2 separate regions of the Mus musculus genome follow, and region 1 is linked to region 2. The links are chromatin loops, found by intact Hi-C in ENCODE. Cell type or tissue: left cerebral cortex. All regions are shown on one strand. Links, peaks and the distances in the headings refer to the core of each region. The heading gives the core; the rest is flanking DNA. Region 1 holds the start of Fgfr2 (fibroblast growth factor receptor 2). Region 2 overlaps Fgfr2 (fibroblast growth factor receptor 2).

Evidence for each region. A loop is a pair of places that touch in the nucleus more often than their neighbours do. Peaks named below come from ENCODE experiments on the same cell type or tissue, not always from the same donor. Only the 100,000 strongest peaks of a DNase experiment are listed, where the experiment ranks them.
Region 1: a loop joins it to region 2, with 2.8 times the contacts of the local background. A loop is called at or near these places in 6 of 42 quality-filtered maps.

What each region holds. Positions count from the first base shown.
Region 1 is chr7:130,252,964-130,267,938 of GRCm38, reverse strand. It overlaps Fgfr2 (fibroblast growth factor receptor 2), which reads left to right and starts at 1,131. Exons shown (of 18, transcript NM_010207.2): 1 at 1,131-2,145; 2 at 5,873-6,190. The coding sequence starts at 6,025. RefSeq lists a promoter at 1,573-1,798. In left cerebral cortex, for the core only: a CTCF peak has its summit at 7,712; DNase peaks (open chromatin) are centred at 5,910, 6,856, 7,485, 7,678 and 2 more places; H3K4me3 peaks cover 3,140 bases; H3K27ac peaks cover 3,477 bases.
Region 2 is chr7:130,166,390-130,181,364 of GRCm38, reverse strand. Fgfr2 (fibroblast growth factor receptor 2) reads left to right here. Exons shown (of 18, transcript NM_010207.2): 12 at 890-1,000; 13 at 3,500-3,690; 14 at 8,426-8,548; 15 at 9,683-9,753; 16 at 11,489-11,626; 17 at 13,557-13,662. Among named protein-coding and RNA genes, the nearest start is that of Gm39096, 79 kb to the right of the region's middle. In left cerebral cortex, for the core only: no CTCF peak of the experiment used is centred there; DNase peaks (open chromatin) are centred at 6,781 and 7,193.

The DNA of each region.
Region 1 (14,975 bases), core at 4,694-12,693, 85 kb before region 2:
AATAATTGACCCAATAATTAAGATTCAATTTATTTAGACAAAATGTAGCTGGCTTCAAACTTACTATGTAGACCAAGTTGGCCCCCAAACACAAGGCAATCCTCCTGCCTCACACTTCTGAGTGCTAGAGTTACAATTTATATGGCCTTGACTTTAAACACAACTGCTCAAGGGATGAAAGAGAGAAAGGGAGTGCGTACTGAAAGATAAATGATCTCAAGGTAGTCTAGTGGGAGAGACAAATGGGAGATGCCAATCATTACAGCCCGGCCTGACATTTAGTTAAAGAATCCTGCTTTGCAACAGAAGAGTGTAAGAGTCAGGGAGAGAATCCAATTTGCTCACGGTCAGATGACTTGGTTTTTGGTAGAGTGAGTGTGTTTTCTGTTTCTGATTCTTTGTTTCTTTCTCTGTTTCTTTCTTAGGTGGCATGGAGATCAGGCCTTGTACATGCAAGGCAAGCGTTCTACTACTAGGCTACATCTCCAACACCTCTCTAGACTCTTTCAAGTTTCTTCCCCCTCTCATTAATTAATTAATTAATTAATTTTCATTTTATTTGATTGGTATGGATGTTTGCCTGCATGTCTGTCTGCACATTGTGCATGCAGTATCTCTGAAGGCCAGAAGAGGGCGTCGGGACTCCTGGAACTGGACTTAGAGGTGATTGTGAGCAAGCCAAGTGGATGCTGGGAATTGAACCAATCTCTGGCAGTATTCTTAAACTACGGAGCCATTTCTCCAGCCCTACTTTCTTTTAAATATTTATTTCTATTTTTAAACTATATGCCTGTATCTTTGTGTTCACGAGTGCAGTTTCCTAAGGAGACCAGAGGCTTTGGATGACTCTGCAACTGGGGTTACAGGCCATTGTGAGGGACTGATATTTAGCCAGCAACTGGCTTTTGGCCTTTAAGAAGGCAGGAAGCACTCTGAACTGCTGATCCATCTCCAGCCCTCCTTTGGATTTCTTTATGTTAACCTACATTGATACTATTAAAGATGTTTTCTGTTGTAGATTGCCTTTTCCCATGGCAGCCACATTAAAGGGCTCATCCAGCAGCCGGTTGTGTTAACCTCTCCGATCTTCAGTTTTCTTGTCAGAATCTGGTTCTGTTACTCTGCAGGCAGATGTGCGGATAAGTACAATTACCTATTCACGTGTTCCCTTCCTAAAGGAGGGTTTCCCAAACACTCGTCCCCTGTCTATTGTTCAGAGGAACAAGACAACGCAACATCTCCCACGAACATCCGCTGCTTCCACCCTCAAAGCTTCATGACATGAAATGTCTGGCCCCAGTATGCTGCAGACCTATTCTAAGGTGTCTGAAGTTGCACAGCATTCTGTCATTTGTTTCCTAACTTGACATAAAACAACGTAACGCATCCACTGTGCACCAAAGCTGGCTAGGAACTGGGGCAGTGGCGTACAGAGGCCGTTCACCAACAGGGTTCCGAGAGGTCATCTGTGCACCCCTGCGGGCAGCGCGGCGGGGCCCCTCGCCTGCCTGGCGGGTGTCTCTTTGCGGCTGCTAGGCTTCGGGGGCAGCGCGGGGCTCGGGACTGCCCCAGCGCGAGGCGCTGATTGGCAGAGCGGGCGCCGCCGTCCAGGAAACGGCTCGGGTTTCAGCGGGGGGCGTGACCCGCCCGAGGAGGCTGCGGCGGCGGCGCGGGCGGCGAGGGGAGAGAGCCGGGAGAGGCGAGCGGCGGCGGCGGCAGGCGCGGAACGGGCGCACGGACGATCGAACGCGCGGCCGCCAGAGCTCCGGCGCGGGGGCTGCCTGTGTGTTCCTGGCCCGGCGTGGCGACTGCTCTCCGGGCTGGCGGGGGCCGGGCGTGAGCCCCCGGGCCTCAGCGTTCCTGAGCGCTGCGAGTGTTCACTACTCGCCAGCAAAGTTTGGAGTAGGCAACGCCAAGCTCCAGTCCTTTCTTCTGCTGCTGCCCAGATCCGAGAGCAGCTCCGGTGTCATGTCCTAGCTGTTCTGCGATCCCCGGCGCGCGTGAAGCCTCGGAACCTTGGCGCCGGCTGCTACCCAAGGAATCGTTCTCTTTTTGGAGTTTTCCTCCGAGATCATCGCCTGCTCCATCCCGATCCACTCTGGGCTCCGGCGCAGCACCGAGCGCAGAGGAGCGCTGCCATTCAAGGTAATCGTCGTGCCGAACGCCTCTGGGAGCTTCGCCAGCCGGGAAAGTGGGTGCCGTGGGAGGATGCGGGGGCGCAGGATCCCCGGGAGGAAGGCGCGGGTAAACCTATTTGGGGGCGCACCCTGTCAGTCTCTGACTGTATTGGTGATGGAGGAGTGGATGAATGCGGATGGCTGGCTTTGGGGGAGTTCTTTCAGCACCTCCATCCCAATGCTGACATCTGCCTCTGCCGCTGGCACCCCTTTCCTGTCAGACTCCGGCGGGCACAGTCCTGCCTACTGGGCGCGTTCCTTTGAGCTCAGAGCCGGCGCGCCGTGGGGCCGCCTGCCAGTGGCACAGCCCATAGGCGGTTCGGGAAGGGCATCTTTGGGGTGCCTGGTCCTTGGATTCTGGAAGCTCCAGCCTGGTACTACACAAACCCTTATGAGAGATCCTTTCTTGGGAAGAAACTGCTGGAGTGTGGTCAGGCAACATCCCCAAAGGGATGGAGATGCCGGGACGACACCTTTAGGGAGGCAGTGGCTCTGGTCCGGGATTCCGGTGCTGGCCATCCCTCACCAGCCACAGCGGTTGGCGCAGGAGGGATCGCCGCGCGCCTGGGGCTAGGGGGCGAACTGGACCGACTTTTCCTAGTTCGCCTAGCTGCTCCGACCGCTGCCGCGCCGAGATGTTGAAAGCACAGGCGAGTTCTAACTTGCGCGCTCATTCTTTCAGCGCGGGGGAATCGGTCGAGGGCCCTGCGTGGCGCTGGCTTCCACCCTCGCGGCCAGGGGGCAGGCGCGGGAGGCCGGCTTCGGCTCCGTGCCCCTGCAAACTTCCCAAGACCTTCCTTCTCCCCCCCACCTCACCCCCCAGTTCAATAAAATCTACCCTTAAAGGCAGACTTGCTTTCAAATCCACGGCACCCATTATGTGTTTGGTGTGAAACGCTATCAACATTTAAAACTCTATTGTCCCAAGCGTCCCAAATCCCTGTAAATCTTCCACCAGCCTGGACTCATTTTCATCTGAAAAGCCTGTTTAGTTTGAATAGAAAAGCAATCAGGCGCCCCTCTCGCTCTCGTTGGAATGTCAATTAAAATGCAGATTTCTCAGAGCTCTTTAGCGCCCCAAGAAGTGGGACAAAACAGGATATTTCAGGCTGACAAATGAAAGAAATGCTACAATGAAGTGGGGTGGCGATGTGCACCCCAAACTGCTTGGAGTACCCACTGAAAGAGTAGGTCAGGGATTATGGTCTTACTTACGACAGCTTATATTTTTGGGGTTTCGTTGTGTTTAGGGCCCCCCCTTGGTGTCCCCCCCCCCCATGAGCCCATGACAGCTCCCTTCCCTATTCAGCCCCGTGGAGAAGTAAGGGAGCCTTGAACCAGGGTAGAGAGGCTACATTTAGTATTAACCTGGGAGTGTTGACTTCTCCCAGGAGTAATCCACTTGAGAACAAAATGCCAATTGCTCTGCCCGCTGAGGTATCCTGGAACTACCCTTTAAGGTAGCAGTACCCGTCGCACCGCCCCCCTCCCCCAAGGGCTTGCCTTAAATTAACCTGCCTTCTTGCAGGACAGGGGAGAGTGTGTAAACGTGTATAACACTGCGCAAGCTCACCAGCCGGGCCCTTTCGGCCGGGTCCCTTTGCCTGTCTTTGGAGGCAGACTTGTGTGGAGATGACCCCAAGGGGCGGGTGGCCGTGAAGAGCCATCCGTCAGAGTGAGGGTGAGGACTCCTCCCTCGTAGGCTGAGAAGAGAGTATCCTTTCAGGGGGAAAAATAAACACGCTGGGGCTTTCTCTGGGGTTCAGCCTCCAGGAAGGATTATGGTATTGAAGGCAGGAAGCTGGGATTGTGGCCGCCAGCAGCATGCTGGGCCTGTGTTCCCAACACGGAGCCTTGGGACCTAATTATCCTGCCTAGGAGGTCGCTCAGCACTTTTGTCCACTCCGGTGAGGAGCTGTGCAGACCTGCTGCCGTCACTTCTCGCCTTACAGAGGTTTGAGGAGGGGGCTCCTGTGGGGGCTGGGACTTCGAAGAACGAACGTTCAAGTTGAGTCAGCCTGGGGCACTGGCCATCTTCCTCATTCAGCTGGAGCTGAGGTACTCCTGGGTAGTGGCTAGTAGAGACAGTGGGCCCAGCACTCTGCTTCAAGACCTACTGGGACCTGAGATTGCAAAGTTGCTGGAGAGGGGAGTTTACCTGCATTCTGAAAGTTCTTAGGAAATCAACGAGAATGTTTGTGCACTTTCCTTTGACTGGTATGTAGAAATAGACAAGGAATTATCTTTTGTGACTCTTGGCTTTAAGAAGAAAGAAGACTTGGGGGAACAAAAATCCTTCCAGCCAACTAAAAACACTGGGCACCTAACTGCTCATATACCCCTGGCTTTTGTTGTTAGCTATACCATTCTACCTGTGCTTAAAAAAACAACCAAACAGCAGCTTCCTATTCCCCTCTTGGAGATGGTACGTCCTCTCTGCCTTAGTCTCAGTGAAGGCTGAAAGGAACAGATTTTAGGACGGAGGTTCTGGCAGTGTCGAAATCCTGTGTCATAATTGAAAGCATCAAAAGCGCACGGGATTAGAATTCTTTTTCTCTTTCTCTCTTTTTCATTAAAACGCTCACCCATCCCCAGTCTCATAAAATGGGCATCCCAGCATCCAAAGCCCATGGTTTTGTGCGATCCTTTCCTGCCATTGGTTTCAGCAGATTCTCTAAAGCTCGTGCATTCTGACTCAAAGATTAGTCACTGAAGACACTGAACAAACATAAAGTTATTTGTACTGTGGTAAGCTTTTTTTTTTGGGAAATTCTCTGCTTTGGATCTAGTAAATTGAGTGCCCCCTTGTAACTGATACTTGGGAGGTTTAGCCAATAGGTTAGCGTATTGAAAGTTCCCAGGCCAATCACATACCAGGGCAGCTTGTACGTATCATCACCATTACTAATAAAATCTTGAATTATTCATCAAGGGTTGTATCTTTACCCCTTTGACGTCGGTTGCAGATATTTAGTTAGTATGCCTGTACACTGCCTTGTAGTCAGTGGAAGGGAATTCAGGCTTTGAATCCCCCGGTTGGATTAAACTCACTCTTTGTAAGTGGCTGCTTGGCGGAAGATTGAAATACACGCCTGCATTCGAAAATGAATTCTGACAAGTGTAAACTGGTGGGAATGTTTTTGAAGCCTTCCTGAGATTCTTTGATTCTGTTGGTCTCCTTTCTTTCTGAGAACCGTTCTGAAGCGAGGACGTGCCGCTCAGCTCAGCTGAAATGCGGTTCTCAGAGCAGACCCTTCCTCCAGTCAGCGTCTTAAAGGCCAGCTGGAATAAGAGACGTTAATGAGGCTGGCCATGCCAAGCCCAGCGTTTTAAACTCAGGTTTTTCTGCAGTTGCCCTTGAAAGGAATGAAGGTCAAGTTGCTTCAGCAACCTTGCAGCTTTGATAGTGGACGGAAGGGCACGCTGCAGAGCTGGGTGGCTGGGTCCTACAGTGATGGTTTATCTTGCGTCTCTTAAAAGTAAGCTTAAAAAAAAAAAGATTAGCCTACTGCAGCTTGTGGACTAGCCTGGAAACACCTGGGACGCTGAGGTGAGGATGGAAGGCTTTTCCGATAATGAGAAAGAATGTGTTTGCGAATGTATTGAGAGGCTGAGAAATGGTTTTATCCCATCTGGGTTTAAGCAAGTTGGCACTGGGGGAAAAAACTGAATCTGGCTGAATCTCTCTCTTTCAGTGGCAGCCACAGCAGCAGCAGCAGCAGCAGTGGGAGCAGGAACAGCAGTAACAACAGCAACAGCAGCACAGCCGCCTCAGAGCTTTGGCTCCTGAGCCCCCTGTGGGCTGAAGGCATTGCAGGTAGCCCATGGTCTCAGAAGAAGTGTGCAGATGGGATTACCGTCCACGTGGAGATATGGAAGAGGACCAGGGATTGGCACTGTGACCATGGTCAGCTGGGGGCGCTTCATCTGCCTGGTCTTGGTCACCATGGCAACCTTGTCCCTGGCCCGGCCCTCCTTCAGTTTAGTTGAGGATACCACTTTAGAACCAGAAGGTAAGTTCATGCGTGCCATTTTAAGGGTACCAAGTCGTTTTGGGGATGTGTCTGGGGGAAGTGGTCTTTAAGTGGGAGGCCTGTTTCAGCCGGCTGCCATATGAGTAGTCTCTCTCCGCATCATATCGGAGCTTAGAAGGGAGGGTCTTGTCTCCCAGGCATGAGTGGAGTGGTTTGGTTTGCTCTGTTCTTTGTGCTTGGGTGAGGGAAGCAGTGGCAGTTCTTGTTTAGCCAGTGCCTTACAGCACTCTGGAGGGGACGTACCTTGGCAGGGTGACTGTGGCCTTCTGCAGTTGCTCTCTAGATTGAGGGAAAAGCCTTGAATCACACTATCTTTTGGCTAAAGGAAATAGGCAGCCTCTGAAAGCTGACTTTTTTTTTCTTTTTCCGCATTGTTTAAGAGAAAAGAAGGTTCTGAAGTTGAGCATGGAGAGCCGTGCCATGCTGGATCGGTTTTTAAGCTGGTGTAAGCTCTTTGTGCTTTCACCCGGCATCACAGAGTGGGCAGGTTTCATGTTGGGAAGATTGGAAAGTGAATTTGCCAAGAGTCTTCCCCCATCTGGGGAAAAGCCAGATTTCACTAGTGTGTTTGGCTTTGCACACTTGGTTGCAAATGTGAGAAGCTAGTTGTGAGGAGGACGTGGCTGAAATCCGGAGCTGGGCAAAGCGCTGGTCCTTCTCCCAGGTCCTTCAGAGACGTGGTCTGTGGCCAAGCCTCTCTCCTTGGTGCCGCACGGGAATCTGTCATCAGGAGGGAATATTGGTAGGCGAGTTATTTTTTGAGTGGTAATCCGAGCGTGACACTGCAGATCGCAGCACTCATCGCCACTTAATGAACGTGTTTGCTGAGGGCCCACCTGGTGCCGGCTGGCTTTGGAGTCCGTCACGGTCCTGAGTGCTGGCAGGTCAGCTGAGTTGCTGTGGCTATGCACACTGAATCAGGGTCCTGATTCATCCAGATCATCCAGAGGGGGATTGTAGGAGGGACAGGACCCCTCCCCCAAGGGTGACCTCAAGGAGGGCTATGTACCCATCTGAGAGGAGGGCTTGAGAAATGGGTCCCCAGTAAGATCCACCCAGACAGACACTCTCCCTGGCTTTGTGTGTATGTCGGGCCACACAGATGCCTGGAAATGTTATAAATTACCAGGTATCTTTGGAAAGGAAATGAGGTAGGAGTTTTGTGCATGAGGTGTGTTCAACATACAGCCTCACGTCCTTTTCCGGAACCACCTCTCTGTGACTTATCCTGTGACGTCAGGGAGAGTGTAATCTGCAACAGTGACATGTTTTCAAAGGGCTTAATGTGAGGGGGAAAGGATTGGGTTTCTGAAAGTCTGGTCTGCACTTCTTTAATTTTGTTAATAATTAAAATGGATGTCCCCCTAATTGCCGGTTGTCCCTGGAGTGTGTGGCTCAGCACTAACTAAGGAAGCTGAGCTAGGATTTCCTACAGCGTGGGCTTCAGAAACAGCCCCGGTTAGGAAAGAATTGTCATTTTTCATTTGGACTCTCGGGGCAGTGTTGCTGTGAGTTGATTTCAGTTGCAGAGTATAAAATGGTCCTGGAGGGTTTCCTGGACTGCATCTAATTACCTCAGAAAGGTTACAAGATGTTTGTACTCGCAAGGAGGAGGCAGGTGGGGGAGAGGAAGGACAGTGGGCTGGAGTCCCCCAAATGGCTCTTTGTGTAAGAACCGATATCCAACAATGCTCACATTGTTGAAAGCAGATCCCACCACCTGGGGACCTGTAGGTACATGTAAGGTTAGGGAGGGAGGCTGAGAAGTCTCCGAAGTTGTAGGTCACACTTTGCCAATGCCCCTGGGTACACTTTGCTAGGCTCAGAGTTTGCATGAGGTTCGAATCACATATAGAGTTGGGAGACGCTAAGAAAAAGAAAAGAAAAAGAAAAAAGGAAAAAAGGAAAATGTCTCAAGGTGTGGAGTTTCACCAGAGCAAGCTTGGGAAATGCAGAGAAACCCCAGAGCCTTGATTGGTGGGATCTCTTTATCAATAGTCACTGAACAGTAGTACCATCCCCAGATGCCTTCTGAGGACCAGCTCAAGAGATTTAGTTTTCACCAGTGACCTGGACAGAAAGCAGAAAGCACAGCTCCTGGCATTGATGGTGGCCTTGGCCATCCCCATCCCCAGCAAGCTGGGGACAAGGGGGTGCACAGTTCTCAGTGCAGCAAACACGGTACCCTGAGATGAATGTTGCTTTTGGATGGAGGAGGTGGTGATGCTGGATTTCGGCAGGGTCTGTGCTCACTCTCCTTGTCTGTTAGACCAACATTGCCACTGACATCCAGGCCATCAAGCTAGAGGCTAGGCTCCATGCTAGGCTCTGGTGTCTAATGTGTGCATATGTGCATCTCTCCAGCCGCCATATTTGATGCAGCCAGGACTTCAGCTAACACTGAGTTCAGCTTCTGTCTCCTGAAGCTTTACCATGGAAGGCATCCGTTTGCTAATTTAGAAGCTCAGTTTAGATAATGTCTATTGGGCCGGACAAATATGTAATCAGGAAGTTCCTAGAAAGAGCCTGTGCCTCACTACTAAGGAGCCCTTTTGACCCTCTAGGGAGATGTTATGTTCAGTCATGTAGTTCTGTGCAGTGTATGTAGCCATGCAATGTATGTCCTCACCCCGAATCCTATCCTGTCCGTGTGTCTCTGGACACTTTCTCAAGTGGCAGCAGCAGGATTGGGTCAAGTCAGTTGACCTAAGAAGGCAGTCATCTCTGTAAGATTTTCCTCGGTATTTCAGAATAGAAATGATTGTATCCAGCTGGTCATCCCTGTGACAAAGGACAACAGTATCAACAGTTGGGGACTTCGGAGGGGTGGTCCCGATTCTAAGTACTGTTCTGTTGATTCAAATCCTGAATGTTCCCAGTGTAGTCAAGCTTGATTACTGCCAGTCTCGGCTCTTACTTTCAGATTCCCCCTGACGTTGTCACCTGCTCTGGTTAATTAAGTCATTGTTGACATTAAGGGAATCTGTTTACCCCAGCCCAGTAGGAGCTAAAATAAAAGGGCTTTCCCAAACCCAAACCCTTAATTACTTTCCCACCCTCTGCTAAGTGCAAAGGGACGGCCTGGGGGTGGGGTGGGGGTGGGAGTGAGGGAGTAATTTACATGCCTTAAAAAACACCCACCATTTCTTGGGCAGTCTTCTGGGTTGATGCTGTTCCGGATTGAAGTGAGCCAGCGAAAACCTCGTGAGTGTGAGGTCTACGTGGAGACCTGCTGAAGGGTTCCCCCCCCCTCACCACCACCACCACAGGGTAGTTCAAGTCCTTTGTCAGAGAGTATCCTACATGCTGTGGTCTCAGCCCCCCACATTTAATTGCCAGTTAGAAGAAGAGAAAAGAAATATCTGCGTGGTGCAAGTGGATGATTTAACAGGAGTCTTGTGTTTCCTATTATCTGCATTTTTTGTTCCTCAGTGTGAGTGTGAATATTTAAGAGTTGACTGTAACTTGATAGTTTCGCTGAGGAACAAGGGCTTATTCTTGGTCAATTAAACCAAATGCAGGCGCATGCTGTTAAACACACAATGAAGTACACATTCTTTATTAGAATATAGTGTATTTCACAATTCATGGGCAAGGAACTGTGTTTAATATTACTTCTAGAGCAAAAATCTGGCCAGCCCAGAAAATTGGCATTTATATAACTCTTTCTTGCTGGCTTCCACTGATCTGAATAGAGCAAGTTTGTGTGTGTGTGTGTGTGTGTGTGTGTGTGTGTGTGTGTACCTGTCTGTCTATGTTGCCTGTTTATTTCAATCAGTTAAAAGACTAAATAACTTACTTAAAAAAAAATAGCCACCCCTTCTCAGATAGCCTCTAAAGACTTTATGCTGTTTTTAAGCCTTATTTTTAAATTATTTTAAATTGGGGTCTGTGTAGGCCTGTGCACATGAGTGCAGGTCCCCCTGGAGGCCAGAGGTTTTTGATGCTAGCCCGGGAGTTGGTTCTGGAAGTGAATGTGGATCCTCTGCAAGAACAATATAGACTTACAAAAACTGAGCTATCTCTTCTGCTCCAATACAGTTCAACATTTTTTCTTTTTTCTTTTTCTTTTTTTCTGTTGAGGGTGAGAATTCAAACAACCAAGCATTCCAATATGAGATGTTTCCAATATCTGATTTAATGAATAATCACATGGTTATGAAATAACTGGGGTAGTGTTTAAACAGGAAGGGGATGTTTAATGTTCACATTCTCTGTGGAGTGCGTGCAGTAGCCCCGTGCCTGCAGTAGCCCTGTGCCACACTTATAGACAGTTTGGCTACTTACATAGTTAGGGTGGTCATGAAAAGACAACTAAGTCCCTTTCATCAGGCTCCGTCTTAACTTTTCCATTTCTGATTGAATCCCTGGGATCGATCCAGCAGGGTGTCTTGTCTTGGTCAGCAGCTAGGAGTTATTTTGGGGGAAGGGATGCTGCAGGCTATTTTACAGATAATTATGGGTTTCCTGTGCAGAACTGTCCCTGTAGGGGCTGGAGCAAGTGATGATTCTGTGATTAAGAGCACTTCCTCCTTTTGCAGAGGACCAGTGTTGGGTCCCCAACACCCACAGGGAAGTACTCCTGATTGTCTTTATCTCCAGGTGCTGGGGGCCAGCGCCTCTGACCTACTGTTGCCTGCAGGTGCCCTTCTCATGTGGGCTGCCCTTGCCCTTACTGTCTTTGTGGCTTCGTAGAGAATGATGGGAAAAAATTCCAAGATGGTAGTCCCACTGGTGACTAAAGGTGTTTAGTAGTAGCTTTTTCTTAAAATACAGTTGGTGAGCAAGATAGTGGTGCACACCTTTAATCCCAACACTAGGGAGGCAGAAGCGGGTGGTTCTTTGAGATTGAGGCTAGCCTGGTCTACAGAGTGAGTGCCAGGACTACACACACACACACACGCACACACACACCCCAGAAAGCTTGAAGTTGTAGTTTTACGAAAGTGTATTTAACCGTCAGGACTAACTATGATCTTTCTTTTGGGCTGGTAGCTGATGGTTTGGTTTTTTTTTTTTTAGATGGGCATCTCCCACAGCCTGGCTTGGGATTTGCCTTGTAGCTCAGGTCGGTCTAGAACTTTCAATCCCCCTACCTCAACTTCCACTCCTAATTGTCCGGCATCCTTGAAGAGCATGTGTCTTGATTTTCTGTAATTTTGAAAAACTTGGCCTCGGATTTTATGGCTTACTTATCTTTATGTGTATCTTTATGTGTTTTGCCTGCATGTATGTATGTGTACCATGTATATGTTTAGTGCTTGCAGAGACCAGAAGAGGACTTGCGGTCCCCTGGAAATAGAGTTATCTACGTGGTTTTGAGCTAGCACCCAGTGGTCTTCACTTCCCCCGTGGCTCTCCAGCCCTTGGATTAAATGTGGAATGTGCTGTTTGCTTGCTTGAAGCCACCATAGGCAGTGACAGGCTTTGTGGACTTTCTACACTCTGAGAATAAATGAAAGTCCACTTGCTTGCTCTTGGCTGGGTCAAGTCAGGGAGCTAAACTATCACATACCTCCTCTTTAACTTCTTGTCCAACTAAAGAATCATGAATCCCAAGCCGTTTCTGGACAGAGAGAATTCCAGGTTATGGTGACCATGTTTTATGAGGATGTTAAAAATAGCTCCTAAGGAGGATGCTGACAGATTCAGGAAGGAGAACCCGGCCTCATGTTTATTTGGGTGTTATTTATGTAGCATGTTCCTGAGACATCTCAATCCTGAGCACTAAGGAAGTCAACACATTGTTTCCTAACCCTGGAACTTGTTTTTCACTTCTTATACCTGACAGTTTACAAATACTGGTTCCCCCCCCCCCCCATGTGTGGCCAAGTGTTTTAAAGGTATCTAACACCGAAAATGGCCAATTTGGTGTGCTGTTATAGATCAAAAGGAGATCTTTGAGACTAGAGATCTCTGTCAAGTTTATTCTCTTTGGAAACCCTTCAAGTTCACATTGAGAGCTGACAGTTGGCTAGCCCTAGAGTCATGTGGCTTGCTTCAAGCCGCCTCTCCCCCATTCCACCTCAACCCCTTGGACTGCCACTAAGACTGTTGCTTAGCTGATTGTAGCAGGTACCTTGCTGAATGTGTAACCTGTATAGATTATGTGTTTCAGATTTAAAACCACTCAGGTCTTTAAAGACTAAGGGATCTGATCCGACATTTGACTTAAAATTTTAAGTAGAAACTAAGTAAAGTTGTTTTGAATAGTATGTGTTGTGTTTTCTGGAGGTACAGTCTCATAGGAAATCGCCCTTGGGTGCTGAGTTTGAATGTGCCTACTATCTACTTGACCTTAGTCAAGTGAGATAACCTGGTTGAAATTCCAAGATAATATCTGTCTAAATTGCACAGATTGAATACACACTGGACTGTAGTTCCTGGCCCAGTGTAGGCGCAGGGTAAGTGCTGATTTCCTCCCACCCCACACCTTTGTCAAACTAAATAAAACCCACATCTCAAAGACCTAATATGATGCTTGCCTTGTAATCTATAATGATAAATGTCAGATTTTCAGACCTTAGGCCTTCCTTTATCCAACTCTTTTTTTGCCCTCGGGTTTTTGCAAGCCCCCTGGTGTTTAGACATGTGACCCTTTATCTGCTTACAGTCTAGGTGTTCAAGGTTGACTTTTTTTTTTTTTCTTCTGTTAAGGAAGTCAACCGTAGCCACCCAGCACATAGTGAGAATATGTCATGGTCATGGGTATATTTTGGCAGGAGAGTCCTCTGTTTGAGGTTTTCAAATAATCGATGTAGGCCAGTGAAGGGTGGTAGAGAGGTTGGTGTGAGCTTGGTTGGGTGTGTTGGGTGTGAGCTTGGTTGGGTGTGTTGGATGTGTTATAGTGTGCTGTGCCCTGTCCAAGCCAGTGAAGAACCCATCCACCATTGCAGGTGTTGCTTGTCTTTTGCCATCTTCTCCTGTAATGCCACCATCCATTTGCCTGCCAGGGGAGCTAGGTGCTGGGCTTCCGGTGGGCTGTATGGCAGGGAGTTCACAGAACTGTGCTGGGGTCCAGACTAGTGGAAGAGCTGGACATTCATGTGCATGGTTCCTCTAAGAGGGGCTTGTGATGGCAGAGGCTCAGGGTGAGATCGTGTCCTTCAACTCAGTCCTTGGGCTAATGATGGTTTCCATGAAGACACCTTAGCTCCTGCTCTTTGCTCCGTGCCTTGTGATAAGATGCTGAAGGTGCAGATGCTGAGAGCGCCAGGCCTTTATTAAGTGCCTGTAAGCGGCTCACATGTGCTAGGGATGTTGACAAATTGCCCCTTCCCAACAAACAGGCAGATCCCAGGATCCCATTTCATGAATAAAATTTTTGCAATTCTTAGAGATGCTGTGGTTTCCGGACACCTTCACAGTGACCACACACCCACCCTTTAGGTGAACTAATTGGTGGAAGATGGATTTCACAGCTCATTCCTCCTTCCTCAGCAAGAGGATAGATATTTGATGGAGTGTTAGGCACCCCTCTTGTTTTTTTTTTTTTTTTCACCCCTACTTTGGACTTTAAACTTCAGAGGACAGGCTGGTTGGTTCTGTTTCTCCTTCACCTCCCCACACCCACTTCCTTAAGTCCTTTGAAGAAGAGTTTCAGGCAATAAAAATTTTCTAGCACTTATATTCTGTAGTTCTGGTGCGATGTAGGGAGTTGGTCCATACCCTCTGCTACCGTGGGGACCAGTGGGACACAGCACAGAGTCCTAGACGCTGACTTATGCTGAGTCACTGGAGAAAAGCTCAGAACAAGAAGGGCCACCTTGCTCCTGCCTGACTGTTCCTCATCGTTAGGTCTTCCTTTCCTCGGATCCTCCAGACCTTAGCTTCATTGAGTTGCTGTTTTGATAGCATTTCAAGCTTCTCCTTTCAGCATTTCTTCCTTTTTGCAACAAGGTGGGAAATCAAAGGCCACCTGGACTGGACTACCTGGAACTCCTTCAGGCTGTGGTCATGAAAAGGACAGGTGTGGAGGCCTTTCCGGGAACTTTTTTCTCCAGAGATTAGGGACTCACCTATCTTCTCTCCATCTCTATCTCCTCCCCTCTCCCCCAGGAGGAAAAAGAAAAGAAAAAAATTCCAAGAACGAGAAGTGTGGCCCTAGGGGCAAAAGAAGCCAGGAAATGAAGCCGTTTTAAAAGCCAGCAAAGCTCACTTTGGTGACTTTAAAAAAAAAAAAAGTGACCTCTGGTCGCAGCTGGGTATGGAGGTGACAGTGACTGACTAGGATACTGATCTTTGTAGAGGTCATTTGTGAAATGGGTGGGGATGCTCAGAGACAGCAGGTATGAAGTAAGGCAAGGTCACTGCTGAAGGGAAAGACCCACCCACATCAGCTTCCCTCAGAGCTGTACAGCCTTTGCATATAACGACCACTTCCCAGGCTGGTAGAGAGAAGATGGCATCTCTAGATGTGCTTTTCTAGTCTCAGGGTAATTAGTTCCCTTTGAGTCAGTTTCCCAACTTATTGGCTGATTGGTTGACCTAGAGTCTCATGTAGCCCTTGAACGTCCAATTCTTCTGTCTCTACCTCCTGAGTGCTGGAATTACAGGCAGGCACCACTTTAGCCAGTTCCCATCTCATCTTTGTTGTAGAAAAGTGTTCACCCTTGAAGGGGTGGCCAGTCTGAGGAAGCTGCACCGCGCTGTAGCTTCCCCTTGACGTCTCTTTCCTGGCACTTCACTCTGATGGCTTTCTTGCCTAGCCATCATGGAGGCAAGGAAATGGCCAGGGCTGAGAGGCCAGAAAACCCCTGCTTCT
Region 2 (14,975 bases), core at 2,808-10,807:
TCTCTTCCCTCTTCTCTGTATTGGTCAGGATAGATTTTTGGATACCTGTGCCTCTATTTCATTTTTAACCCTTTTGCTTTTCTTTTAGCTCAGATTTTTCTTTTCTAAGTATTTCTGTATTGAATTAGCTTAGTGACAGAACACTTGCGTGGTGTGCACATGGTACTGGGTTTGCATCCTAGCATTACAAGAATCCAAACGACAGCAGAACTAACTGAGAGGAGAGCACAGTACCCTGGAAATGCTCTTCCTCTTGTTTGAAGCTCTCTGTGAATCCATGTTGTGTTGGGCCTCTGCCACGTATGTGCCATGTATGTGAGATGTGACTTGTATCTCTGGTAAGGTGGTAGTTGGAGCTTTAGAGAGGTCTCTTTTGCTCACTCGACTGTTTCTGTGTACACACACATTTGTAGATGTGCTTATGGGCCTGGACCTAACTTTGAATAAGCTAAAGGCTCTGGAATTTTTGCTGTGTAAAAAACAAATTTTCTAGTGGTTCCCAATGTTTTTCCTATGGCTTTCTCCCCATTGTTCTTGGAGTTTTTTGGGGGTGCATCAGGAAGTTTGACATGCTTTCTAGAAGGTACCTTGGATACATCAGAGGGTGGGGTTAATTCACAATCAAGTACTTCACTTCGAAAGACTTGGCCTTGGTCTTGTGGCCTAGATTTGGTCCCAACGTTTGCCCATGTGCCCTCTGGTGATCTCTTTGTTACTGAGCATGGCACTCACCGGCTTCAGCTTTTATCTCTTCACTGATTAGATGGGGAAGTGTTTCTGGCTCTAAAATTCAACTCCACGGTATTCTAAGAGTTTGATGGTCAAGAGTGATAGCTTGGGAGTTGGGAGAAACCAGCTGATTAATGGCTTGTCTAATTCGTGTTCACAGATGATGCCACAGAGAAGGACCTGTCTGATCTGGTATCAGAGATGGAGATGATGAAGATGATTGGGAAACATAAGAACATTATCAACCTCCTGGGGGCCTGCACGCAGGATGGTGAGTACGAGAAGGGTGTGTTTTCTGTCCACACCACACCGCTGACTGCCAGGCTTCAACTAGAAACAACTGGGCTCTTGGCTTTCTGCTTTTAGAGCATCTCAAGAATGCATTTTCCCGGGCTGGTGAGATGGCTCAGTGGGTAAGAGCACCCGACTGCTCTTCCAAAGGTCCAGAGTTCAAATCCCAGCAACCACATGGTGGCTCACAACCATCCGTAATGAGATCTGATGCCCTCTTCTGGTGTGTCTGAAGACAGCTACAGTGTATAATAAATAATAAATAAATTAAAAAAAAAATTAACTTCATGTTTAAAAAAAAAAAAAAAAAAAAAAAAAAGAATGCATTTTCCCATCACACCTATCCCAGGCACTCAAGATGCTGAGACAGAAGAGTTACAAGTTTGATACCAGTCTGGGATACCTAGGAAGACTCTCTCAAAAATACACAAAAGTAGAGGCTGGGAGACAGCTCAATCAATAGAGGGCTGGCCTTGCACCATGAGGACTTGAAGTGGATTTTTAGAATCCATATTTAAAATTGAGCTCTTGCCAGGAGTGGTGGTGCACGCCTTTAATCCCAGTACTCGGGAGGCAAGAGGCAGGCGGATTTCTGAGTTCAAAGCCAGCCTGGTCTACAGAGTGAGTTCCAGGACAGCCAGGGCTACACAGAGAAACCATGTCTCGAAAAACCAAAAAAAAAAAAAAAAAAAAAAAAAAAAAAGAGTTGGGCGTGGTGGTGCACGCCTTTAATCCCAGCACTTGGGAGGCAGAGGCTGGCGGATTTCTGAGTTCGAGGCCAGCCTGGTCTAAAAAGTGAGTTCTAGGACAGCCAGGGCTATACAGAGAAACCCTGTCTCGAAAAAAAACAAAAACAAACAAACAAAAAAAAGAGCTCTTAAGGAGGAGACAGAGGGAGGTGGATCCTGGGACTCACTGGCCCCCTAGCTTAGCCTTCTCAGTGAGTTCCTGGTCAGTGAGAGACTGTCTAAAAAACAAGGCTGTCTTCTGGCTGCCACATAGACACATACATACCTGCACGTGTATCTGCATATACAAATCCAAACATATCCACACATACAGACACAACTTTTAAAAGTCACTTTAACTCTACCCTTAGGAAGATATTACCAGCCATGGGTACACAGCAGGTCTGTGTCTGCCCTCTAGGGGGCGTGGAAAGTTGGAAGTGGGGACTTTGGAAAGGAATTTCTGCTGACGCTCTTGCTGTGTATGGGGCTAAGAGAGATTTCTTAAAATAAGAGAAGAGCAGTATGCTTTAGTTGAGAAGTTCTCTCAAAATGGGGACTGAGGAATCCTGTCTTGCTTTAGGCAGCAGATGGCTGAGCAGAATAGCTTCACAGAGAGAGTGGAAGAAAAGTGCAGTCTCCCCTCCCTCCCCCATCTCCCACCCCCTGGGGAGTGAGCTCCTGGCTGCTCTCAGGAGTGCCTACTGGTACTTTAGAAATCAGCTTGACAGTGATGAGTAGATTTGAAAAATGCTTGCGCAGCTTCTCTTTAGGTGTGCAGAGACTGGAACCTTCTTCCAGTATTATTTACTGTAGGTATTTTAGACTTTTGTGGACCTGTGGTCTCTGTTACAGGTACTTGTCACTGCCATTGTATTGAACAAACAGCTTATATGATAGAGAAATGAATGGGTGTGACTGTGTGACAATAAAATGTGATGACCCTGACCAGTATCGGGCAGGATGTGGGGATGTGGCCTGGGGACCATTCTCTCCAACCCTTGGACCAACCCCTTGCTCTGGCTGTTTGAAGCCATTTAAATTCTCTCTTTTATTTCATCCTATAGATTTAGTATTTACTTATCCTTACAATATATGTATATGCACATGCATGTACGTACACACACAAAGGAGCTCAAGGGACTTAGAATGGCCATGCTTCTGATGGACATTGCTTTTCCAGGAAGACAGCAGTGTTTCTCAACCTGTGAGTCGTTCTACCCCCATAGGGGGTCCCCTAAGACCATCAGACAACACAGATATTTACATTATGATTCGTAACAGTAGCAAATTTGCAGTTATGAAGTAGAAATGGAATAATTTAATGGCTGGGGTCACCACAACGTGAAGAACTGTATTAACGGACTGCAGCATTAGGAAGGTTGAGAATCACTGCTCTAGAGGGAAGAAGGGCATTCAAAGGAAAGTTGTTACAACTATGTCTTTTATTTCTTTAAGCCTTTGGAAGTTATTGTGTTGATCATCATTTTGGAAAGATTAGAAATGGAGGTGCTCCCAGTTATCCGTGCCTTTCTGAGTGGTAAAACCTTAAAAAAGAAAAAGGTTGGGGCTACCTCAAGTGATGGTATACTTATTTAGCGTTTACTACCGTGTTGTGTTCGAGGCTCTGGGTTTACTCCTCAGCACCACAAATCCACTCTAGGTTGTAATGACCAAAGCCTTTGCTGAGTCACCCCGGAATAGTTCCTCCAGCCTTCCCTGCTTTAAGGAGCCTCTCCCCTCTGCCACAGGACCTCTCTACGTCATAGTTGAATATGCATCGAAAGGCAACCTCCGGGAATACCTCCGAGCCCGGAGGCCACCTGGCATGGAGTACTCCTATGACATTAACCGTGTCCCCGAGGAGCAGATGACCTTCAAGGACTTGGTGTCCTGCACCTACCAGCTGGCTAGAGGCATGGAGTACTTGGCTTCCCAAAAAGTGAGTCCTTCCCATTCCACTTGGTTGGATGCAAATGCCGGTTAAGTGTCTTTGAGGAAGCTGGGTGGTTCAGACGTGCTCACTTGCTTGATCTAGTCCTCACTTGTCTTATACAACCTGGAAAATATTTGTGGTGTTATTCACGTTCTGGTTTAATGGACTCTTGAGAGGCCAGAGGCAGCCTCACAAACTCATAACAACTGCCGGAGAGCGGACCCTGCTTTGAGGCAGGGCAGGTGAGATGCTCCTGGATGACCTGGCTTCGATCGAGTGAGCTTAGACCACAGTTAAGGGTGTTAAATTTAGACCGTTGAGCTCGATGTGGAATTAAATGATCTGAGAATGGAGATTGAGCACAGAAGTATTTTTGACATCAAGAGTCTGGGATATCTGTTTATTTTGTCTCCTTCGGTGACTCTGTGGTCAGAAGTTGGCCAGGTCCCCTGAGGTAAATGGCTGGCATTCCAAGCCAGCCACTTACAATGGAACGCTAAGCATTCCAGCTATTCTGGAAGCTGTGAGGCAGGTGCTCAGACTTTTCATGGGGATTTCAGAGGACCTAAGATACCTTTCCTCACTTCCATACTTATGCTCTTCCCATAGAGATGCTTGGCTCCTACCTGGAGTGGAGCTTGCTGCAGTTCCATTGTCTCTAACTCCTCAGGTTGCCAAAGACAAAGGATCCCCTGGAGGGGCGCTTCTCTATGACTTGGAGCCTGGCCTACTAGAAGGGTCATTAATCTGGATTCCCCCAGGGGCTTCATTAGTGTTAAGAGTGAGTGAGGTGACCTGGTCAGATGGCACAGGTGCCACATACTGCTTCTCAGCCTGCTCTCCATCACCTGGGAACATGGCTTAGAGTTAGTATGTGCTCCAAGTTGTGCTTTGTTTTATTTACTTTTTTCTTTTTCTATTTTCTTGAGAGTTTACAGCTTATAGCTTATACGTTTTCCTTCTTTTATCTTTTCTTTCTTTCTTTTTTTTTTTTTTGAAACCACTATAAAACTTTCTGATATAGAGGGTTTAAGAAGCCAAATTTGAAGAGTTTTGAGTTCTGATTTTATACATGCATGGTGTGTGTGCACATAGTGGGAGCAGGGTGCCCCTGAGAAAATCTTTATCAAGGAGAAACAGACATTTGTTGGCCAGTGGTGGTGCATGCACTCGGGAGGCAGAGATAGTTTGAGGCCAGTCTGCTCTACAAAGTGAGCTTCAGGATAGCCATAGTATCCTTCATAATTTTATGCATAAAACAAAGGTTTATGATCTGAAACTTTCCACTCATGACATCTCACCAACACTGCAAATGTTTTGGGTTTTAGGTTAGGAAATGTTGAGGAACCAAGATGTCTGCATTTTATGTATATGTATACATGCATGTGCATATATATATATATGTATGTGTGTATGTGCATGTTTGTATATGTGTTTATATGTGTACACGCACATATATGTGTATTTGATTTAATGTCTGGCAGATGTGGATAGCTGTGGCATGATTTCCTCTTGACATGTTTGAACTATTGCACATGGAACCCTGGGCCGGGCAGTCAGCCGTAGGCAGCCTGTCAGCTCCAGGCTTGGTTGCTGCTGTGTGTCCTTCTTGGTAGGAGATGGGGGATGCTTGCATGCAGTGGGCTTGCTGCTGATGGGGCAGTGGTAGAACTGGCTCTTCGTTTTCCTTAGTCCTCTTTAGTCCTCAAGACTCCCCAGGAACTTGTTCTCTGGGCCAGGCTGTCCAGTGAGGTGTCATTCTTGATTTCTCAAAACAGGAGTCATGAGTAACAGTGGGGGGGGGGGGATGCCAGTAAATGTGGAATTAAAGAGTAAGTGTATAAACTATCAGAGACATTTCAATAAAGCCCCTCTTCATTTGGGGCCTTACAGTGCAAGGCTGGGACCCTGAGCTTGGCCCTTGGGGCTATGTAGAGCTATCAAAGGTGAGTCTCAGGGTCCTGTATGCTTTACAGTTTGCTCTTGTGTGTGGTACATTGCAATCACTGAGCTCCTCTTTGGGTCAAACTTTATCAGGTCCCAAGACACTGAAAGAAGTTGGTAGTTGGAATCTGGGCAAGTTCTGCTGTCATGGTAGTAGTTTGATTAGGGGAAGCAGAGTGATCAAAGACAAGAATGTCTGACTGGAGAAACTGAACAGTGGTGAACCTTCCCAATGGGAGGAAGACCTAGGAGCCAGGAAGCAGGGCAGGGAGTAATTTCTGTAGGAAATGCAGAGCTTGCATTGAACATCTCTGAGAGCCAGTTAAGAGAAGTTGTCAACAGCAAGCCAGAGGATGAAGCTCAACCATGAAGGGCCACACATCGTTATGAGGCCAAAGAGGAGGGTGTGACTTCCATATGGTGGGAATTAGGGAGAAGCTGAGATGAAGGAGGCAGAGAGTGTCACCCCTGGTGCCACTAAAAGGGTTTCTGGGCTGAAGTTGAGATCAGCTGTCTGTCCCTGTTCAGAGTCGGGGAAGGAGCGTGCTGGTCCACAACTATGTTCATGGTTCTGACCCACCCCAGTGTTGTGGACTTTTTAGGTTGCAGCCAGTAGGTAAAGTGGAGCAAGGGCTGTCACATGAACTTTGCAAAGAGAGAATGAGTACATTTGGGGGTTGCAGAAACAGCGAGGCATAGACGTGTCCTTACAAATAACATGGTGATCATTGACTGCCAGCCACCTTTCGAGAGCCTACATTGGCCAGACACCGTGTAGTTGTTTAGCTCTTGGTATTTTCCAGCTTCCTGGGATAGAGAGTGAGCAAGATGGTAGGTAGCAGTGGCTTATGGCAGCCTCTCTGTCCCAGCTGAGCCTCTGTGTGGTCGGAGCCCCCTGCAGGGGAAGCTAGATTCTTCTGACCACTCAGACTGCCAAACTCAGAGAGCACATGTCAGCAGGAACACACTACCAGGAGAACTTGGCCAGGGCCTTGGAAGTTGAATTTGAAGAGGCCTCCAAACCGGCGTTGCACTCCAGCCCAGGCAGAACTAGCTGCAGGCAGCCCCGGGAGCTCTCAGATTTCCTGCTCCTAGTCTGGCTGGGGACACGAAGACTTGGGTGGCTTGCCTGCTTCCTCGTCTCTGAGTTTTGGCCCACCCACACATGCAAGGGAACACAGGGGATGCTTGGGCGTGGGTGAGGGCAGAGTTAAAATAATTCTTTATTCATGTTTCAAACACAGTTAGGCTGGTTTCGTTTTTTTACTTGGTCGTTTCATGGAGAGCTTACAATAAGGCGTTCCTAGTTTGCTCATCCAGTAGAGGAAGTCTCTCTGCTTCATGTGACAGTTAACCTTGGTTTGTAACTTATATAAAGGCATTTGAGGGTGATGCACTTCTAAAACACAGAGGTAGATCCATGTGAAGGAAAGCCTGGCCTTTGGAAACAAACAGTAATGACCAGACCTTCCTGAGACCGTAGTTCCTATTGGCACAAAACATCCTCCCATCAGATGTATCCTAGCAAACATAGCAGTAGCGGGTCCTGATGTATGTACAGACACAGTTTCACCCCTGCACAGGCTGGCTGTTATAACAAACTGCACCTAAGAATGTGGACCGATGAGTACTGGCTGGGCAGGGAGCCAGGAGAGGACATGCTGGGCTGTGTCGCAAGCACATCATGTAAAAGATGGAAAGGGGGAATCAAGAAAGTTTCTGGGCAGCAGTCCACAGAGGTAGGGGAAGGACAGTGACCACAGCCTGGCCGAAGGGATGAGCAGTAGAGGACAGACATTGGAGCCATCTAGGAGTTGGAATGGTCAGGACTCGAGTCTAGAGCACGATCCTTTCTGATTAAAAATCAAACAGAAAAGAATCAGAGGAGTAGAAGCATTGGCTTTAAGATGTCAAGAGGGCACAACTGTCTGTGGAAACATCCTGAGTCTCAGCAGGGGCCAGGATGGAGGTAGGGGTTTGCAGCTGCTTTCTGCATCTAAGAATTGATGCTACAGGATCGAAGAAACACGCAAACCGCATGTCACAGTTTCTTTGCTTTAAGGGATTTGGGAAGAGAAGAGTCAGCCTGAATCTGCAAGAGAGTGAAGCAAGAGGAAGATTTGGGGAGGCTGCTACGAAGGAACCATTTCTAGAAACAGACCTCTGCAGTGTCCAGAGCTGCAGAGATGGCAGACATGGGGCAACAGAAGAGATCAGTTGGGTCTAACAGTGAAGAGGGTCTTTGTATAGCCTAGAGGCCAGACTAGACACCACGTAGGGAAAGGAAAGGCAGAAATGATAGAGCTAGGCTTCGCTGTTTGTAGAACATCAGGTCACATTGTTAGAGAAGTGGCCATGAAATGAAGACTGTTGGAGTTTATCTTTGTCATCTGAAAGTCAGGCTTTCCTGGGTAGAGAGAGCAAGTGTGAGCTCAAAGACTTTAGCATGGTATCTGATGTCAAGTTTGTGTGAAGCTACCGGAGATACAGCAGTGTTGTAGACACTTGAAGATAAAAGAGAAAGTGGTTATATAATCAACTGTTACTTTCTGAGATGACCAGGGCCTTTGTTTGTTTATTTAGATTACAATGAATGATTACCATGCCTTGTGGGAGCCTCTTGTCGATGCTAGTCAGCTGGTTGAGTTTGCAGCCCAGGATGGCTCTTGCAGTAGTCTGCACCCAATTTTTGACTTGGGGTTTATTTTCTGTCTTGCATTTTTTTCCAAGAGTGTTTTTCTTTTGGTTCTCAAAACATGTTGGGATTATATCTCTCTTTCTTCTTCTTTGATTGCAGTGTATCCATCGAGATTTGGCTGCCAGAAACGTGTTGGTAACAGAAAACAATGTGATGAAGATAGCAGACTTTGGCCTGGCCAGGGATATCAACAACATAGACTACTATAAAAAGACCACAAATGTGAGTATATGATGTAACACTGGGGAGAGGCGTGGCAAAGGTTACAGAATGAATGACACAGGTTTATTGGTGGAAGAACTGAGGGGATTTCCCCCTCTGTGTTACATTCTGTTGTTTTGCTTAACTCTTGATCAGCAAATCTAGGCTATATCTCTAAGATAGGTTTAGGATATACAGAGTGCTATTTTATACAGAATAACAAGCAAAAGCCTCCAGGGCTCCGTGTGGCTCTCTTAAGAGCCTTCATAAGCAGGAGATGGCGAGATGGCTCAGCTCTCATAGCAATCACTAGAACTTGGACATTTGCTGGGTTCATTTTTGCCTCCAGGCTGATTGGAGTTTATTTGTGTGCTAGGGAGGTAGATGATAATGAGCATATAAAGAAATGTCACTTTGATACTTTATTCAAAGAACCAAATCTATGCATCTTAGCCATTATGTACAGAGCTAGCTGGAGCTTATTCCTACCCTAGTGGTAAATTGGTGAAACCCATTAGAAAGGGGTGTCTTCATTTAGTTTAGACTGTAATGTGGATACCCAGAAGTGGTGTGCAAGGGAGCCAGGAATGCCTACCACTGGGTGCTGGATGAGTGCTCAGGTTTGGAGCTCAAACTCAAGACAGGCTGGAGTAGAGAAATGAGAAAGAGACAGAAGTAAGAAGTCTACTTTCCAGACCTGGCTCTTGGAACCAGCCCGGAAGTCCTGGGACTTGATCTGGGGCCTCAGTTTTTTTGTTTGTTTGTTTGTTTGTTTGTTTTCTTCCTGGGGCCCTGTGCATGTCAACACAGTCATTTTCATCTGCATTCACTTGCCTTCCAGGCAATGCACAGGCTTGTCTTCCATGGCTCAGCGTCTCTTTCCATATGTTTCAGGAAGATGCTATAGGACCTAACCAACCCATGTGGTTCTGAAGTCCTTTATTTTAATTTTTGGCAAGATTAGGTAGCCAGGTATGGGAGCTCAAAAGCTGAGGCAGGAGGACTGCCAAGAGTTTGGGCCTACCCTGGGCTAATTGTAAGTTGTGGGCCTCTGTGGGCTACAAAAATGAGTCGGTACAATTACATAGGGCGTGGTTCTGTTGGGCCCACAGCAGTACTCTTGTAAAACCTACAGGCTTTTCCATTTTCTTACAGGGGCGACTTCCAGTCAAGTGGATGGCTCCTGAAGCCCTTTTTGATAGAGTTTACACTCATCAGAGCGATGTGTAAGTAACTCTGTCCTTGGCTTATACATGGGTTGAGTTGCAGAAATATTACAGATCTCACTTGTCCATAGAAGGCATGGGCGTCGGGGATCTCAGATGGCAGGAGTCTATGGTAGACTGGTGCCCAGTGTTTGGTTACTGATCTGCCTACCTTTGGAAGGTGGAGATACCAGCCTTCTGCTGCCAGAGTGGAAGTACCTCCAGTGATCACTCACCACTCCATCTCCTCTCTTGAGTGGGTGGCATGCTCTTCACTCCCTTAAAGAAACACTCTTAGCTGGGCCTGGAAGTGCACATGTACACCCTAGCACTCAGGAGGACCGTAAATTCAAGACCAACCTAGACCACATGTAGTAAGTGCAAGGCTAGACAGGGATATGTAGTGTGTACGTATCTTTATAAAAATGAGAATAAAGAAAAGACTGAAACCCTTCTGATTTAGGAGTGTGTGATTCTTCTCTGGCCCAGGCTTGTCCTGATAGGTTGATGCTGGATAAGACACGATCAGTTGGGATGACCACCACATCTGCTAGCTGTGGCTACTACAATATCTTAAGTCTTCTCTTAACCTTTGATAACATCCTAGAAATACAGTAGAAATTACATAATATTTCTCTGATGACTCATATAAACTACTGTTAGAGCCAGGCTCCAACTGATATTATAGATTGGGGAATTTAGCTGAAAGATGTTATTGGGAGAAACTGGGCCAAAGATGCTCCTTTTTGCCAGTTCCTGTGGGTCTAGAATTATTCCAAAAGACAACAGTGTTGTTGTTGTTGTTTTGTTTTTGTTTTTGTTTTTGTTTTTAATTTGGATGTGCTGGGATTTTGTTTGTGTATTTGGTTGGGTTTTTTAAGATTTTTGATGCAGGTATTGAATCTACACCACCAGCCTTCCTAGGAGGAATAAGTCACAGTTTTTAACTTGTGTGGGAATACACTGAGGCTCTGAGCTGGTTTTGTTTACATTGTGGCCCTTGCTTGGTAGAAAACCAGGGACAGTGTCAGTGATGAAGCTGACCTTACAGAGTCGGTGTGCAGGACATACCTAACCTCTGAGTCTCTGCTTGATTGTATCATAGACTTAGTGCTCCAAACTCGGTTGGGGAAATCCAGATGTGGTTCTCTGTGAAATCAAGTACGGAGAGTGCCCTGAGAGCTCTTCTCACTCTCTGCTATCTGATGCTCTTTTCTTGGAGCATGCAATTCCTCTATGCTAATCCCAGCCCTGTGCTGGGTCCCTTCACATCACACCAAGTCGCAGCGTCTGCCCTGCGAGTGCTCCACCCGCCATCTAGGACAGGCATCCTCTCACAGAGTCATCTTTTCTGGCCTTATTCTGTCATCTGTAGATCCAGGTTCTTGTGTCAGCCACACAGCGAGATGGCTGATTTAGAGAGGAGAAGTCTGAAGTCAAGGAGTCAAGACCCTCCCACCTCCACCCCCACCCCCCCCACCGCATGACTATCACCACAGAAAAGACAAAGAACTTTAAGAGATGGCCGTGGGGCTCTTTGTCTATCTATGGAAAATTCCATCAGACCATCCACATGTCGTCCTCATTTAGGGAGGCTCCTTGGGGGTCAGGAAAGGGCATGTAGGATGGATTGCGGGAGGGCTCATTTATCTATGGATGTAAGAAGTGAGTGGGTGTTTATTTTTTTTAACTGACATGTTTAGGTTTCTGCAATCTGGACGCATTACTAATGCTATGTTTTCTCTTTTCTTTGCAGCTGGTCCTTCGGGGTGTTAATGTGGGAGATCTTTACTTTAGGGGGCTCACCCTACCCAGGGATTCCCGTGGAGGAACTTTTTAAGCTGCTCAAAGAGGGACACAGGATGGACAAGCCCACCAACTGCACCAATGAACTGTAAGGGCTGTAGCCACCCCTGCTGACAGTGCAGTGGGCTCATCCCATCTGTCCTCTCTCCAGACATGTCTTGGGTTCCTCAGGCTCCCATTTTCTAAGCATGCTAAGAAGAATGGCTGGAGTTGCCTGGGTTCAATCCCAGTACTGAGATAGATACTTACACAGACAACTGTGGCTTATCCAAAAGAATGAGCAGCATCCTGCCAAAGTGTGTGGAGTGGGCCTTAAATCTGGCTGCCATGGGAAGGGAAAGCCACACACTGACAGGAGTACTCCATAGGTCAGGCATGCTAGGATGCTTTGGGGCTGCCCCTGTAAAATAGACATGGTTGTTCACAGTGCTGGCAATCCCAAGTAGGAAATGGGCTCCTTCCAAAGCACCCTTAACCACGGATGATCGTCACGACAGCTAAGCACGGTGGCTCATACTATAATCCCAGCATTATGGAGGCTGGAGCAGGAAGGCAAAGTTGAGGCCAGCCTGGGCCACAAAATGAGACCCTTTTTTCGATAAAATAAAGTGAAAAAAAGTTAATTTTTTACAAAGTGATGGGGATGGGAAGGTAGCTTATTTGGTAAAGTGATTACCACACAAGCATAAGGACCTGAATTCATTCCTAACATCTACATCAAAAGCTGAGGGCAGTGGTGTACGCACCTGTAATCCCACAGACAGCAGAGGTAGAGCCAAGCATCCTTGGGGCTTGCTAGGCAAGCAGCCTAGCCTAAACCATCAAACTTCAAGTCTCAGCGAGGGACTCTGTTTCGAAGCATAAGATAGATGGTTTTTGAAGAACAGTATCCATGGTTGACCTCCAACTCCCAAATGCGCATGCAGGCCAGCATGTGTGTGCGCGCACACACACATACATACACACACACACACACACACACACACACACACACACACACACACGAGAGTGGGCAAGAACAAAAAATATGAAAAGAAAGTTGCCATTCCATCAACCACACTTCCTCAGATTGAATGGGTTGCTGTGTTTGCTTACCCATATTTGAGAGCTGGGAACTCCAAGTTTACCTGGATGCCATCATTGGGGTACCATTTCTGAGTATGAAAGTGTGGGCTGGTTTCTAGGAATGCCTCCCTCACACTGTAAGAGAAATTGTGTTGTGTTAATGACGCGTGCCTTGGGCAGTGAGGTGCTGCCCCCTCCTCTGGGGCAAACTAAGAAAGCGATTGTCCCTGAGACCGCCTTCTATTGTGTGTTTCTTCATGGGGATTTTAGAGCAGTAATCCCATGAGCGCTTTCTGGTGTACAGTGGAAGGCTAATGAATGGCCACTTTTTATAGCGTATTATATAAAGGCATTTATTGTGTGCCTCGTGTTCCTGTCGCTTTTTCTAACATAGAGGGTCTGTCGAAACTCATAATCAAGATAAGGCGGGAAGCTCGGACTGCCCCGAGAGTTGATCAGGAAGTTAGTGCAAAGCTCCTTGGTGGCAGATTAGTTGGCACAAACCTTCAAGTGGTAGTTTCTGATTTTTTTTTTTTTTTAAAAAAACTGAGGAACTTTTGTCAACAGACTTTTTAAAACAAAACCCAAAGTGTAGTTCAAGAGGGAGCATTTGGGGAAGGAGAAGGGAGGCAGGCTGTAAACCTGTCCCCTTCCACTCTCTAGAGGATTCTGAAAAGTATCCAATGCTGTGGTAGGTCACACTGTCACAGAGATAGAGGTGAAGCCTCTATCACACACACACACACACACACACACACACACACCTACCTCTGTCTGGGTACAGAGCCACCCTCCTATAACATTCTGTCTACAGAGAAGTTTCTGTAATGGTAGTGTTTGTGTAGTTACATTTTCTTATCTAGGGCTTGTCTCCATGCCACCTGTTAGAAGTAACCACATCTGTATGTCACATGCTTGGTGACACCAGTTGACCAGAGAAATCCTTTCTGCAGGTACATGATGATGAGGGATTGCTGGCATGCTGTACCCTCACAGAGACCCACATTCAAGCAGTTGGTCGAAGACTTGGATCGAATTCTGACTCTCACAACCAATGAGGTAAAAGCGTCCCTCCAGAAGCTCAGAGCCCCTGCTTAGCTCAGGAATTGCCTGTTTGTTGAATACAAGCTCCAGTGTTGGAGTTGGGAGCCCCCACCATTTTTAGGGTCAGGCAGAGTTAAACTGTGTGCTCCTTTTCAGTCAGGGTTTTTTTTTTTCCTTCTCAGAACGGAACTTTGAGAATTCTGACTCACAAGACTGGAGGCTGAGGCCCAGGGTGTCTGTGTAGGCAGAGGGAGAGGTGGAAATGTTTTGTGGTAGTGTTTTGGTATGCGTGGGAAGGTGCTGGCATGTAACATGCGCCCCGGATCCCATGTCCTGTTGGTTAGTGTGAATGCTGCTTGTGCTCAGCGGCTGACCAACTTGATGGAAGGCAGTGACATTCTGTCCTTTCCACATGTCACTTGCCTTATGTGATCCTGTCTGGGAAGGCATGTGGCTTGGATCTTTCTGTGTGGCATGTGTGTCATACATATCATGTGTGACTTACATTGTATAATTCTAAGTGACAGAATTTTTAAGTGACAGTTGGTGTCTGTAGTTAAAATATTGATCATAGGGGTGGGGTTGAGGGGTGGGGAGCTAGCTGCCAGCAGTGTGCTTACCACACAAACATGGGTTTGATACCCAGCACTCATACGGAAAGCCTGGTGTGGTGGGGTTTTCTTGTTATCCCAGCACTGGGGAGGCGGAGACTGGTGGACCCCTAGAACGCAATAGTCTGCTGACCTAGCCTAGAAGGAAAGCTTCAAGTCCCAAGAGAGCTCCTGTCTCATAAAACAAGGCTTCCGCATGCATGAACACCCAAATCCATATGAATACACACATAAAATATTTTATTTTCTCTATAATTTATGCCCACCAAAGATAGCATTTTCTGTTACTCTTTGCCTATATAAAGCCCTGTCTCTGGCTTCAACATAAATTGAACAATCTTTAGGGTTTTAGAAGGAATATTCTATGAGCAGTTAGGCCCACACAGTCCAGGGAAACTCTACATGAATTTTGAGATATTCTCTGAACCAAACAATATTTCCTCCCAAAGAAAAGGTAGATGCAGCTGTTTTCACACCAATAAAGAAAAGGTTTTGAATCTCCCAGATCCTTAAAAGGAAAAGAAAGAATACAGCTGATTTCTGATTTAAAAAACAAATAGATCGCATAAAAAGACAAAGAAAACCGGCCCAATGTAGAGATATAAAGCTTTAACGTGGCAGCCCTTTCTTGTGCTCTTGGCTGTGGCTTGTACTGGATAAAGGGAGAGCTTGCATTTAAATGAACACAGCTGACCTTCAGAAGTTGAAAGGAAAGGA